Regions from separate parts of the Mus musculus genome. Here region 1 is linked to region 2. Evidence: chromatin contacts called from ENCODE Hi-C data. All regions are on one chromosome and are shown on one strand. Each heading gives the region's core, a stretch centred on a gene start or an enhancer-like site at or near the end of the contact. The rest is flanking DNA. Distances are from core to core; before and after follow the strand shown. Region 1 overlaps Wwtr1 (WW domain containing transcription regulator 1). Region 2 holds the start of Fabp5 (fatty acid binding protein 5, epidermal).

The links. Hi-C counts contacts between places; a loop is a spot of excess contacts on that map.
Region 1: a map of regulatory T cell shows a loop between it and region 2 (54-fold over the local background). The contact joins the enhancer-like site here to the promoter of Fabp5 in region 2. A Hi-C loop is called at or near these places in 3 of 37 maps with a recorded cell type or tissue (T-helper 1 cell, T-helper 17 cell and regulatory T cell).

Annotation. Positions count from the first base shown.
Region 1 is chr3:57,482,534-57,489,402 of GRCm38, forward strand. All of the region lies in intron 3 of Wwtr1 (WW domain containing transcription regulator 1), which reads right to left. Among named protein-coding and RNA genes, the nearest start is that of Tm4sf4, 61 kb to the left of the region's middle. Within about 2 kb of position 5,023, at least 1 of the 3 ENCODE cell types and tissues checked has a DNase peak (open chromatin) inside an H3K27ac peak, as active enhancers do.
Region 2 is chr3:10,008,066-10,014,980 of GRCm38, forward strand. Fabp5 (fatty acid binding protein 5, epidermal) reads left to right here and starts at 4,520. Exons shown (of 4, transcript NM_010634.3): 1 at 4,520-4,653; 2 at 6,906-6,915. The coding sequence starts at 4,575.

The DNA of each region.
Region 1 (6,869 bases), core at 3,773-6,272, about 47 Mb after region 2:
TTCCCTTCTAATTCTTCCCTGCTAGTCCTGCTTGAGTGTGGGAGAGGAGGAGGCCATATCCAAGGCTAGCAATGCTTCCTGTCAAATTCTCCGCTTCTCCTCCTCCTCTGCTGACAACATCCTGGAGTTACAGTTTTGAAGCTGTACTTTCCTCAACGTCTCTGCGGCACAATCCCACTTAAATGATTCACTGAGGTCTTCCTAAACTGAGACTTCCCATTTCTGCACCTACTTCTTTCTGCATCTCAATTGCTACCAGTCATGCAGAGTTCCACACTGGGAGTCACTGTGGCTCATCAGATCAATAAGAGCACAATACCAATGGAACCTATACTAATGCATACATAGAACTGGATGATAGAACTAACTGGATGAATAAGGGGCATAAGAGACAAACCTCTGAAACAGACATACAAATAGTTCTTGAGAAAATACACAGTTCCAAAGAAAAAGGAGGAAGTGTATGTACAGAAATCTGAAAAACACGACTTTGCCAGGTGACCAGGGTCAGCATTAAGAGCGACAAGATGTGACAATGGCATATAACCTTGACAGGACATGGTGAGAATGGTGCACCTTGGCTTTAAAATTAAAAATCTCCATCATCTTCTTTCCCAAAACCATTATGCAAGTCTAACTCTGTGTGTGTGTGTGTGTGTGTGTGTGTGTGTGTGTGTGCACATGTGCACATTTTGGGGAGGGGGGGAAGTCCAATTCTAATAAAGGGGAATTATATACAACATAAGAGCAATACTCCTCAAAACTACCAAAGTGATGCAAAACAAGGAGAACCTAAGAAGTAATCCCAGCCAAGCAACTCGAGACAGGACAGGTGAAGGTGCTGTCTGGATGCTATATGAGGTGTGGAACAGAAAAAGACAGCAGCTAAAAGCTAATGAATGAAATTTGAATGGAGGTTGGAGATTTTAATTTTATTTTTTATTCTTATTTACTTATTTCTTTGGTCTTTTTGAGACCTAACTATGTATCCCTGGCTATCCTGGAACTTGGTAGGTAAACTAGGGCTGGCCTCCAAACTTTAGCAATCCTCCAATCTTGGCCTCCCAAGTGCATGAGTTGCCATAAACTGGCTTAAGGTGTGGATTTTAATTAGCAAAAATGAGCCAACACTTGTTTATTAGTTATTACAAACGCAGCACATGAATGTGAGATTCAATAGCAAAGGAAACTGGGTGTAGAGGTATATAGAAATCCTGCACAATGTTTTTTTGTAAAAGTGCAACATTTAATTAGGGAGTATAATTAACAGGGAGGTGGGGAAAAGACACAGGGTTGGAGTGGGATATGGTCTCTAATGTATTTCATAAAAGTAAATAAGATACAAAGGAGCTGTTTCCAGGTGTATTATGTTGTCAATCAAGATTGTGACTCTATTTTACTGCTGGACGTTTCAGTCTTAAATATACTCAAGAGTTCCCTGTCCTTTTCGTTTCTTTTCTTTTCTTTTTTGGGGTTAGGGTGGGGGAGGGTTCGAGACAGGGTTTCTCTGTGTAGCCCTGGCTGTCCCGGAACTCACTCTGTAGACCAGGCTGACCTCGAACTCGGAAATTCATCTGCCTCTGCCTCTGCCTCCCGAGTGCTGGGACTAAAGGCATGCGCCACCTGCCCGGCTCCCTGCCCTTTTCTTTTCTTTTTTTTTTTTTTTTCCATTTTTTATTAGGTATTTAGCTCATTTACATTTCCAATGCTATACCAAAAGTCCCCCATAGCCACCCACCCCCACTCCCCTACCCACCCACTCCCCTTTTTTGGCCCTGGCGTTCCCCTGTACTGGGGCATATAAAGTTTGCGTGTCCAATGGGCCTCTCTTTCCAGTGATGGCCGCCTAGGCCATCTTTTGATACATATGCAGCTAGAGTCAAGAGCTCCGGGGTACTGGTTAGTTCATAATGTTGTTCCACCTATAGGGTTGCAGATCCCTTTAGCTTCTTGGGTACTTTCTCTAGCTCCTTCATTGGGGGCCATGTGATCCATCCAATAGCCGACTGTGAGCATCCACTTTTATGTTTGCTAGGCCCAGGCATACTCTGACAAGAGACAGCTATATCAGGGTCCTTTCAGCATAATCTTGCTAGTGTATGCAATGGTGTCAGCATTTGGAAGCTGATTATGGGATGGATCCCCGGAAATCTAAGTGGATCAAGGAACTTCACATAAAACCAGAGACACTGAAACTTATAGAGGAGAAAGTGGGGAAAAGCCTTGAAGATATGGGCACAGGGGAAAAATTCCTGAACAGAACAGCAATGGCTTGTGCTGTAAGATCGAGAATTGACAAATGGGACCTAATGAAACTCCAAAGTTTCTGCAAGGCAAAAGACACCGTCAATAAGACAAAAAGACCACCAACAGATTGGGAAAGGATCTTTACCTATCCTAAATCAGATAGGGGACTAATATCCAACATATATAAAGAACTCAAGAAGGTGGACTTCAGAAAATCAAATAACCCCATTAAAAAATGGGGCTCAGAACTGAACAAAGAATTCTCACCTGAGGAATACCGAATGGCAGAGAAGCACCTGAAAAAATGTTCAACATCCTTAATCATCAGGGAAATGCAAATCAAAACAACCCTGAGATTCCACCTCACACCAGTCAGAATGGCTAAGATCAAAAACTCAGGTGACAGCAGATGCTGGCGTGGATGTGGAGAAAGAGGAACACTCCTCCATTGTTGGTGGGATTGCAGGCTTGTACAACCTCCCTGCCCTTTTCTAAGAGAGAAAAAATTACAACACCTCTACCTTGTAGGACTCTCTCCTGAGTAAGAAAGCTAAGAAATGCTGGTCAACCCCAGCTTAGTAGATGTCTTGGCAAAGCACTGAATTATGATTAGAATTAAATGTTTAAATATGAATCAACAATTATTAAGCTCCTACTATGTTGAACAAATAATTTCATGGGTCTAGAGAATGTTATGCAAGATAGTAAGTCACAGATGAACAAAGCAACACACACACACACACACACACACACACACACAGGCCTCGGCGGGAGACAGACTGAAGTTGGAGAGTGACCTAAACCAAGCCAGAGTTTGAGACCAGCTAGAACACGGAAAGACTGAAAGAAAACAAAAGCAAAGAATACAGCAGGTAAAGGATGATAAAGCATTAAGAAAGGTCTTCTTATCCAGTCTCCACACACACATGCTGGGAGCAGGAAAGAGTCAGAGATGGTTTTATCCCATAGCAGTTTTCACAGGGACTTAGAAAAACTTTGCTGTATAAAATAATCTCTTTAATGCAAAAAAAAAAAGAAAGAAAGAAAGAAAAATTAAGAAAGAAAGAAAGAAAGAAAGAAAGAAGAAAAGAAAAGAAAAGGGGAGGGAGAGAGGGAGGGAGGGAGGGAAGGGAGGGAGGCACATGCCTGTAGGCTAAGTGTGGTATGCATAGCTTTAATTCTAGCACACCAGAGGCAGAGGCAGGAGAATCTCTATAAATTCAAGGCCAGGTTTGAATCTATACCAAGTACACCAAGCAACCCTTTAACATCATCTCTGAACACAGGAATTCAGAAGAGGCTGACACAGTGTTTGAAAATTGAGTAGTACTTCCTCAAAACAGAAAGCATGCAGCCAGCCAATGCCATATTGGATAATACCCAGGACTTGTAACCTGGGAAACTTCCTCCTTAAAACAGTGTGTCTTTCAGTACAATGTAAGCTAAGAGGTTTACTAATCTGCATCGTCAGTAGCACATTTAGCAACCTAAGTACACCAAGAGAGAGGGGAAGCTAAGAGCTATAAAATCAGACCTTAGAGTTAAAAAGTGTTGAAACTAAGGTATGACCAATCATCCTGGCTTCCCTGTAACTGAGGGGTTTCCTAGGAGACGGGACTAATTTAGCGCAAGTCCCTACCAAACGGAATGGCTTGTGACTTTAGGCCTGTGACTCTCAGCAGCCCCAGGGTTACCTCATCAAGACAGAACTCTTATAGAACCAGGTGTCACAACCAGTTGATATTTAAGACTAAGGCCATCAAATCCAAATTGGCAGCCAATGTGCTTCAAATTACCCATTATTGGAGGAGGGCATATTATTTTATTAACTCTGTATGCTGTAACCAAGAAAAGGTCAGGTGATGGGGTCAGTCCATTTAGACCTGTGCTTATCAGACTTTCATTAGTAAAATGATTTTTTGTCATGAGCCCCTATCTAGCTTGAAGCCAGGGTTCCCCTATGTCCAGGGGCTCATTCAGCAGCTTGCCAGGAGCTCGGGCTTCTGTTACTACAGCCATAGTAGAATGTCAGCCCCTTTGTGCTCTCCCAAGTCTCTGGGGATCACTTTCTCCATACAGACATTTGTCAACTATTATGTTAAATTTTTACACTAAGCTTTTAGAGACTATACTCCATATTAGCTACTGCTCATAACCTCTAGGGTTCTAGCACAGACCTTGGGACACATTTTAAAACGGATGATTTCCACCAACTCACGAATTTAAGATCACACAGAGACATTCTAATACCCCCAGGAAATCTGAAAGGGCAGTTTGCACCAGAACGCTACATAGGCATCACTAAGGGGTCCCTATCCCTACCCCTGCCCTCATTCAGAAGTCAGAAATAGTTGTTAACCTAGGTTGGAGAGGACGACAGCTAGTTCCCCTTGTGCTACCTCATGAAGAAGTCTCATGCAGACCCTTTAAAAGGGTGAAAACCTGGGTCACGTTTTGATGGTGCTCTGACTGTGGTCTAATTTTACACACACAGAAGTTACAGCACTTTGTTCCTGAATTTAAAAAAAGAGAGAGAGAGAACTTAAAGTCAGGTGGACCTTTGAAAGATTACATCCCAGGATTCATATCACTGCTGTCAGGTAAGACTAGAACTGACCATGTTACGATACAGAAGCCAAGCCAAAACATACAGGTGTAAATCGTTTCTGACTTACAAACAGACCCAGTGTACCAAGTTCTCAAAATATTCCAGCAGGAAGAGCGTCTGAGTGCAGCTGCAGGTCTTTTCCTAACCTCTGTTTATATGCTATGCATGGTTTGACTCATGCTGGCCAACATCACGTGTCACGCAGCCCTGTCTGATGGAAAACACATGTCCACAGAGGAAAGGAAACCCAGCCACAATGCAGCCTTGACTTAGTCTTGACACAATAACTGCAGATGCCTCTCTTTTCTTCCTTGTGTATTTCTTAGCTTTTGTCAACAGTTAGCCACTTGTAGCTCTTACTTCCCAGAAACAGTATTTAACATCCAACACCGTCAGCAAACAAACAAACAGGAAGAAACCAGCTTTTCACTTCCGGTGCAATTAGTTCCAAACGTCTGTAAAGTATTAAACCAGTAAGTTTCACAACCCCGACTTTACACTCAAGTCTTTAGTCTTTAGTTCTTTAGTTCTTAGCTGGCTCAGTTGATAAGCACAGAGCTCAAGGACAATATACACTCAGCTAAACAGAATCTCCAAAGACTGGCACGGAGCTTGCAAGGCTGCAAGTGTTCCAGACTCTTCCAGTAAAAGAACTTACAGCCCAACTTGCAATTACTTCCCAGACAACCTTGAATTTTAAGCACCAAGAAATCATTTTCCTGCTTTGTAATCTTGCTTGCCCATTTAAAACAGTAATCTTATTCTTAGACCAGTGCACAAGTAACTGTGCTCCTCTACTCTGCTAGGAAGATGACAAAGGCTTGTGCCACCGGCTTTGATGCTCTCCTTAGACAGCAGACTCTCCGGATGTATAGTTTGCTAACCATAAAGGTCTAACTAAAGGTCACTGGCTCTTATCATTATAACATATCCAGAAAAATAAAATGGGGTGGGGCACAACAACCAACCCTCCCATTTTTGTCATATTGATTCCTGAATTCTTCTTTAGAGAGAGAGAGAGAGAGTGTGTGTGTGTGTGTGTGGTGTGTGTGTATGTGTGTGTGTGTGTGTTCACCTAAAGCAGTATCAGAGTGTGCAACCCCAATTCCACCTACTTGCTGGAATATCTCAAGATTTACCCAAAGTGATCCAGCAGGAAGCACTACTACATAGATGGTGTGCTTAGCAATTTCTAGTAAGGAACAGTAGAAACTAAGACCTTTACTGCGCTGCTCCAGAATGGCATCCTTCTGATTCTGAACGTGTTTCCATGGGTGGACACTCTCGGGAAAACAAAATTGTTTTACTACCTTTAGATAGTAAGTGTACCTTTATCCCGAAAGGACATGACAACTCCGATTCCTGCCTATTTACAGAGGTCACACAATCCACATTAAGAATGCATGAGGCAGTCCAAGCAGGTGGAGTGTTTTATAAAAGGGAACTTGCAGGTAACAATCAAACACTGGAAATTATTGGCTCTGTGAGATATCACAAAAATTAAGATGAGGCATTAACAAAGATAGCAATGGGACATCAGCACTTTTCAGTTTAGAACCACTTGGGGGACAGGGGGACCAGACACGGGATTAGAAAACTATGATTTAACCCAGGGTATCAAGATGAAGAAAGCTCATCAAACTGTGTGGCTTTGCACATCTGTGAATTTCACAGACTACTGTACCCAGCTTGCAACAAATGTCCAGTAAGAGTCAACTGCCTTAGAAATAGAAAGGATCAATATGAATAGTGGTGACTTGGGGATGTTAAACGGCATTGACCCTTTCATCGTTTCGTTTCTGATATTCTACTGTTAGATTCAGTGATGGAAAAGACAGCAGGGTCCCTTCCCCTCTGGAAAAGGGCAGTCAGACAAACAGCACATAAATAATAACTTTTTACTTAGGGACCATAGCCCAGGAAGAGGAGAAAGGAGCCCATGAGGACACCAACTAAATAGTATGTTCTGCGCATGGCAGGATGCTGCGCGTGTGAACTCACAGCCACTGTGCCT
Region 2 (6,915 bases), core at 3,270-5,769:
AGTACCAATGCAATGTAAACTCAATGTGAAGAGTTATGTATAATATTATAATGAAATTTGCAGGAAAATGATGCACCTGAAAAGTGTAATACTTATCAAGGTGACCTAAACTCAGAAAATAAACCTCAAATTTTCTTCCTCATATGCAGATCCTAGCCTTTAATGTATACATGACTGTATAGAAACAGTGGTAAGGGTAAGCATAGTATAAAACCTAGGAGGACAAAAGAGGCTCATGTTAGGCGATGAGGAGGGTATGGAGCAGGCACGAGCACACACAAGTCACCAGGAAGACGTAAAGCTCGTTTAGTTTTATAGTTTTGACTCCACCATGTTTCTCTTCTTTATTTGTGGTGGGTATTTAAGTTGAACGTTCTGGGTATTAAAGTAGTAAGAGCCATTGTTATACTCCAAAGGAACCCAACATGTGTTATTGGTGTTAGGCTTTCCGATTCTATTGATCATGTGCACAGTAGGAGTCAGTCGTAACTAAACAGCTGGTGAATACATGTGTCCCATTGACCCACTTAGAAAAGGCAATTTTAAAAAAAAATTTGGTTTTCCCACTTCCTATTCCAAACTCTTTAAATCATTCTGTTATAGTGTTATTAAAATGCAAACTATGTTGTTATAATAAACTAAAGTATGATGTTTAAATATAAAAACAAGAATTACACTGTGTTGTTTAGGAAATAGCAAAAAGATAAAACTCTCCATAAATTGATTAGACTCATTTTTCCTCAAATACTTTTTATCTACAGTCAGTCAAGTGTCTATGTGTGGAATGCAGAGATGGAGAGAGCAGATACTGTTCTCACATAAGGAGATAATCAGAACCACTGTAAGAGTGTAATATAAAAATATTTCATGTGCTGAGGTGGGAGTGGCCTCTTGTGGCAAGGTCACAGGTGTGGGTTTGGGCATCTTTTGCAACCTTGGTATCTGGAGCACGGTGCCTGGACTAGCAGTCTTAACGCCAGTAAGGACTTAGTAGATGAGAAGAGTCCAGGCCCTGCTCTGGACCTACTGGATCTGAATATGCAGTTCCAATTGTAGACTTGTCCAGTCTCTCACTAAAACATGAGAAGTGTTACTTCAGACACATCCCACTTTATACTTAGCTCTTCTGCCTTTCAAATGTATCTTGCCAGGTATTTAGAGAATACTTAACTGTCTAAACCTGAATTACTTCGGGTATTCTGTGCCATAATTTCTTTACCGTGGTGTTCTCTCTCTCTCTCTCTCTCTCTCTCTCTCTCTCTCTCTCTCTCTCTCTCATGAGCTACATTGCTAAGCCACCTATACTTACTGCCCTCAGGAATTATTGTAAAGGATGAGGAGCCGTGTGAGAGACGCACCTGCTTACACAACAGCTGCTAGGGTGTCTGTAAAGGAAATCACATTCCGTGTTCCAAAGCTACCTACCTGTGTCCACAAATGAGAACACAGGCCATCCGTGCTAATCAAATAAAGCCCGGGAGAAATACTTCGCTACTACCACTAGGTGGCAATAGAGTGATTTTTCAGCCTTTCCCTTCAGGGTCATGAACTGAGTCGCGCATAGATAGCTCAGAAACTGCGCGGGCCTCATCTGTTCTCAGGTGGCCAGAGGAAAAGCCTCAAGGAACGCTCGAGCCTTCATTTCTTTCCACCCGTGGAAAGCCCTGCTTAAGCGGGCCATTGACACGTCCCTGCAGCTCTAGTGGAGGAAGAGCTGGAGGAAGTAACACAGGTGCTACGGTTTTCAAAGGAGAGACCTGCATGCTTAGAGTTGATTTAGGTGAATCAAGAGTCTAAGGCCTTTCCTATGGATTCTTGTTGGCCTCTTCAAATCTGACCCTTAACTCGGGCTCATTCCGAAAGAAATGTGCACATTGTTGAAGCCATCTGAATGTGCCTAAGAAAATACTAAGCTTCTAACCCTAGACATGGCCAGTGGGCTAAGTGTGAGCTGTGGTCAGGGACGCATGAAAATCTGAATGTAACTACTAGGTTTGAAGGCGGCATCTATTTCAAAGGCAGGCTTTCGATTGTGTGGAGAGTATTGAGCATGTTCGAAAGAACAAAACAGCAACTTCGTAGTGAGATGGGAGCCATACTGTCAGATTAATGTATATGTCAGAAACAGTCACAGCCAATATTTGCAATGTGGACTGATGTATGAAATCGGGAAACGCAGGACACAGTGTGTGAATGCTAAAGACTGCAGTCGTGGTTCTGTGTACACATATTCACATAACACATGCACATGGACACATGCACACATGCACACAGACACACAGAAACTTGTAATAAAGGGGATGTAGGCCGTGGAACTTCTTGCAGCATGGTAGAGGCTTGTCAGATTTTAATTGTGTGAGGGATGATACAATAATTAGTGTCTTGGCAGGGTGGCTGTGGCCTCTTCTCTTAGCTTCCTTATAAGCATCATGAACAAAGGACAGGCAGGTGTGGTCCTGTTTCACAAGATCTTTCGTGAGAAACTCCTCAGTGCGATTCCAGTTCTACTACTCCGCAGCACCGGCTCTCTTAGCCTCGTCTCCTCTCCTGTGAAACTGGGATAACTTCCTCAGGAATCGCAGGCATTAAAATTCATCCGTGCAAATGCCAGGAAGGACCACAGAGGGAGCAGTAGAAACTCAACAAGCTGACCTTGTCTCCGTGGTGATAGCCCGTCTGGGTGGCGACAACTTCATTTCAGCCCATGTTACCTCCAATGAGGTGTGGGAGCAGGCAGGAAGATTCTGTAAAAAAGACAGTCTGAGAAAGGTCATTCCACACACAGAAGGGAACTGATGGCCTCAGTCAGTGGGATGTCGCAGCTCAGGACACATCAATATATGTATGGCCTTAGTAGAGAATGTGGCACTTCATGTATGTATGGCATATTTTGAGCTGGTCTGAGAAGCTGCAGGCCTTTGGATAGCTTTGAAAGGACGTACTTTAGACAAAGAAAATCATAAGTATAAATTGTCGTGCATTTGTGTGTGTTTGTGTGTGTATGTGTGTGTGTTTACGGGCCTGCATGTGTGCACATGTATGTGGAAGCTAGTAGTTGACATCAGCTGTCTGCCACGACAGGATCTCTGACTGACCCGGAAGCTTGCCAATGCCGGGTGGGCTGTACCAGGGAGCTGCAGTTCTAGGTGCAGACACAGCAGCAGCTTTTGTGTGGGTGCTGTGGATCTGAAGGAGTCTTCCATCCTGGGTTCACTTCCTCAGCTGCAGGGCAGCGTGACTGCAGTAAATTCACTTAGAGTTATTGTATATATCCAACCTAGTAAAAAATTATGGCTCAGCTGCCCTCAAACAGACTTAGGACATTTACATTGGCCTGTGGTTGGGCAAATTATCTAATACAAACCTGAATCCTAACAAAGCATGGACTATCACAGGTGGCTTACTAAAAATGACACTGAAAGTGAGGATCAGTAACTGTGTAATGACAACTTCCGCAAGGGTGTTGGCCACACCTGTAATGTCAGCATGTGGTAGCTGGAGAGTGATGGTCAGGAGCTACTAGCTGCATATGGAGTTAGAGGCTAGCCTGGGCTACATGACCGCTCCATAACCTTTACTCAATTCCTCTTCTCACTGTCTCATAAAATGTGCTCCCTTTGTCTCCCTGTATCTCTCCCTGCCTCCCCTCCCCACACACTCAGATTCTGTGACTGGCGATGGCATCTAACTGTCAGCGGATTGTCCTTGGAGCCTTATGTTTTGTGGGACTTCAGTGCATATCAAAGTGATAATTTTTTTTTTATAGTCAGTATATTCTAGGCAATTTACTAATTCATAGCTGGGCCAGCCACCCTCAAAGGATGGAGGGAAGTAAAAGTTTTGATCCCTGATCGGGGAATAGAAGCTAGTAAGATTTTTCAGGAAGTGACAGTTACCTAAGCTGAAACTTGCTAGTGTAGTGGAGAAAACAAACTTGTAGAGCATTGTAATCTCCCTTAGAGACTGCTGCCAGGATTGTCTAGCATGCACAGACAGACAACCAAGAGGCCCCAGTGAGGCCCCAGGAGGCGGGAGGGTGGGGTCAGAAGGTTCTTTCATGAGGGAGTAGGATGTAGGGCTAAGGAGATTGCAGTTTATTAATTCAGTAATCAGCCATTCAATTCCTATAGCGCCAAGCGATGGCTAATTTGTTCCTCCCAGGTACTTATCAAAAGCAAATGGAGGCGGCAGGACAGTGGGACCACGGCGCGCAGGCTGTCCTCAGATGGCGCGGGTGGGGGTGGGGGTGATCCCTGGGCCCACGGGACTGTGCCGCAGCTGTCACTAAGGGAGGCACAGGGCGCGCCAGACGAGTCGCAGCTTGCAGGAGCTGCGGGAAACGTGACGTCCCAGTCCGGCGCAGCCAGGCCAGGGTGGCACCTTCAGACCCCCCAGCACAGCCCAAGGCGCACAAGTCCGGGCGTGGCGAGGGGCGGTACCAGGCTGAGGCGCGCCTCCTATTGGCTGCCCGACACCACCCCCACACCAAGGACGATATAAGCGCAGATGGCGCCAGGAGCGGAACAGCGCCCTCGCCACCGCGTCTCTGCTGCTTTTGTGCTCTCCCTCCCACCATGGCCAGTCTTAAGGATCTCGAAGGGAAGTGGCGCCTGATGGAAAGCCACGGCTTTGAGGAGTACATGAAAGAGCTAGGTGAGATTTTATCGCCGAACCCCTCCCTGGCTCCTCATCCTTGTGGGGATGTGTTGGTTCCCTTCCACCATGCGATCGGGGGAGCTGCAGGGAGCACCTTGCGGCAGTTAGGATGGAGTGCCCGCCTTTGTCGCCGGCTCCGCACGTGGTGGGTCACCCCGCTTCTCCCCTTTTCTGCTTCTTGCCCCCGAAGCAGCCCCTCATTGCTTCCGGCCCTTCACAGGTGCGTGCCAGCGGTACTGCTGTGAGCCCCCTACAAACAGCCCCTCAGTTGCCTCTTAATGTTATCCCCACTTCTCTTCCTATCCTCACCTGTGCCACCGTCCTGCCCCATCATCCTCCCCTGGCGTGGCAGCACTCACTCTCCTTTTCCCTTTGCCCCATCTTTTGTTCCTCGATGGCGCCAGTCCCCTCCACCCCATCTCCGCCTCAGAGAGGACACCGCGTGGTAGGGCGTGGTTTCTGCAGAAGCTCTTTAGAGGCTATGAATGATGCTGCTTATATCCCTTTCTCTGCAGCACGTCTCAGGTCCTCTCCTCGCCGCACTGGCTAGGCGTGGCGCCCGCGGCGCTGCACGGTCGACAGCTGGTGGCATGTGGGCGAAGTGCGGAGACATCCATTGTGCATGGTTGTTGTCTTGCGACCGTTCTGTTCTACTTCTTTCTCTTGATTCTGGAGGGTGAGGAGCAAGGAGACTTGGGCCTGGCTGGAAAACTATAATCAGAAACTGCTGTTGCTGGGCCGTGGCTGCCAACTGCTACAAGATGGGTGTGGCTTTGCAGCAAGCACTTGCTCCTTAAAGCCTAACCAGAGAGTGGGCAAGGTTCAAATTCACCCTCACTGGAAATAGTGCCTCGTTGTCTGTTGCCAGTTTTGCCTACTCTTAAGATAGGGATGCATTGGTAAACACAGAACAGACAACGAAATCGACACTTGTCACAGATGCTAGGAAGTGGGATGGGGTTAACGGAAAGGTACTCTCTCGGAAGAGGTACTGCTGGTAGGAGGAGGCAGCTTCAGGCGCTGCTGTTCACAGTATTCCTCCCTGGTTAAGAACCAGCCTTAATTCTTTTAAACATTCAGCACACTATGGGGCTAAGTCTGGCTCCTGATGAATCCTGTTTGTGCTAACGCTATTGTCAGAATGTGGATGCATTAGGGGTTTGTGTCTTTCCTTGTCCACAGTGGAAAGCCGCACAGGTGTGAGTGAGAGCCAGTAGAGAGCACTGTTTGAAAGCAGCTGGTGTTTATGCTGTGAGTGGCTAGTTCTCCAGATTGTGGCCTTAGGAAGGTTATAGGCCTTACCCATAGGTTCTGGGCAATGTAGAGGGGAGCACAGCAGAAGACTCACAGGGACACGGGAGCCTGGCTGAGCATCCTGCTTGGACGAGTGTCTCCTTTCTTGTGAAAGTATCCCAGGTTCCTTATGAGTGTTACCATCAAGGACACGGACATAAACCACTGCATAACCCAGAAATGTGGAACTCCATACTGTGAATAAACAAACCACACAGCATAAAAGTCAACCAGATACTCAAATCGTACAGTGTTTCCAGATAGCAGCACGTCAGGTTCCTAACATACAGAACAAGCCTTACCATGGAAGCTCACATGGTCACACAGCTTTGAAATGTTTGTTCTTTCCCTGGGTGTGTTTTCCCTCTACTTATTGACACCAGAGGCATGCCACTCACTTAAAATACTGTGCTGTTTGCATTGAAAGCTTATTTTAAAGCATCTACCAACTGTTTTTTTTTTGTTTGTTTGTTTGTTTTTTTTTTTTTTTTTTTTTTACTTACATTGTTGTTTTGAGAACACGGTCTCTCTGCAGCTTAGGCTGACTTTGAACTGTTGACCCTCTTACCTCCATGTCTGGAATGCTGCTGGAATTACATGTGTGTGCCACCATGCCAGTCCTGTCATTTAAGGTTAGGGAGTAAAGTCTTGCCTGACTTTCTGAGGGCCAGTAGCTCAGTGGCTAGTAGCTGAGATTAGAGTCTTGTTGTGAGCGGGACTTGCCTCGAGTTCTGCCACTTCTGGCTAAAGCCGGGCTCTCATCTGTCCAGTGGAGACATCACCCCTGCCCATCCCCAGCTCAGGATGACCACGAGGCTTACATGTGTAATGGGAGCAACATGCTAGCTATGCAGGTCGGTGAGTGAGTGAGTGAGTGACAAGAGGCTGGCCAGTGGGATGATAAGGAATGAATCCTTGCTTATATTGTACAAATTATGTCATTTTCCATCCCACAGGAGTAGGACT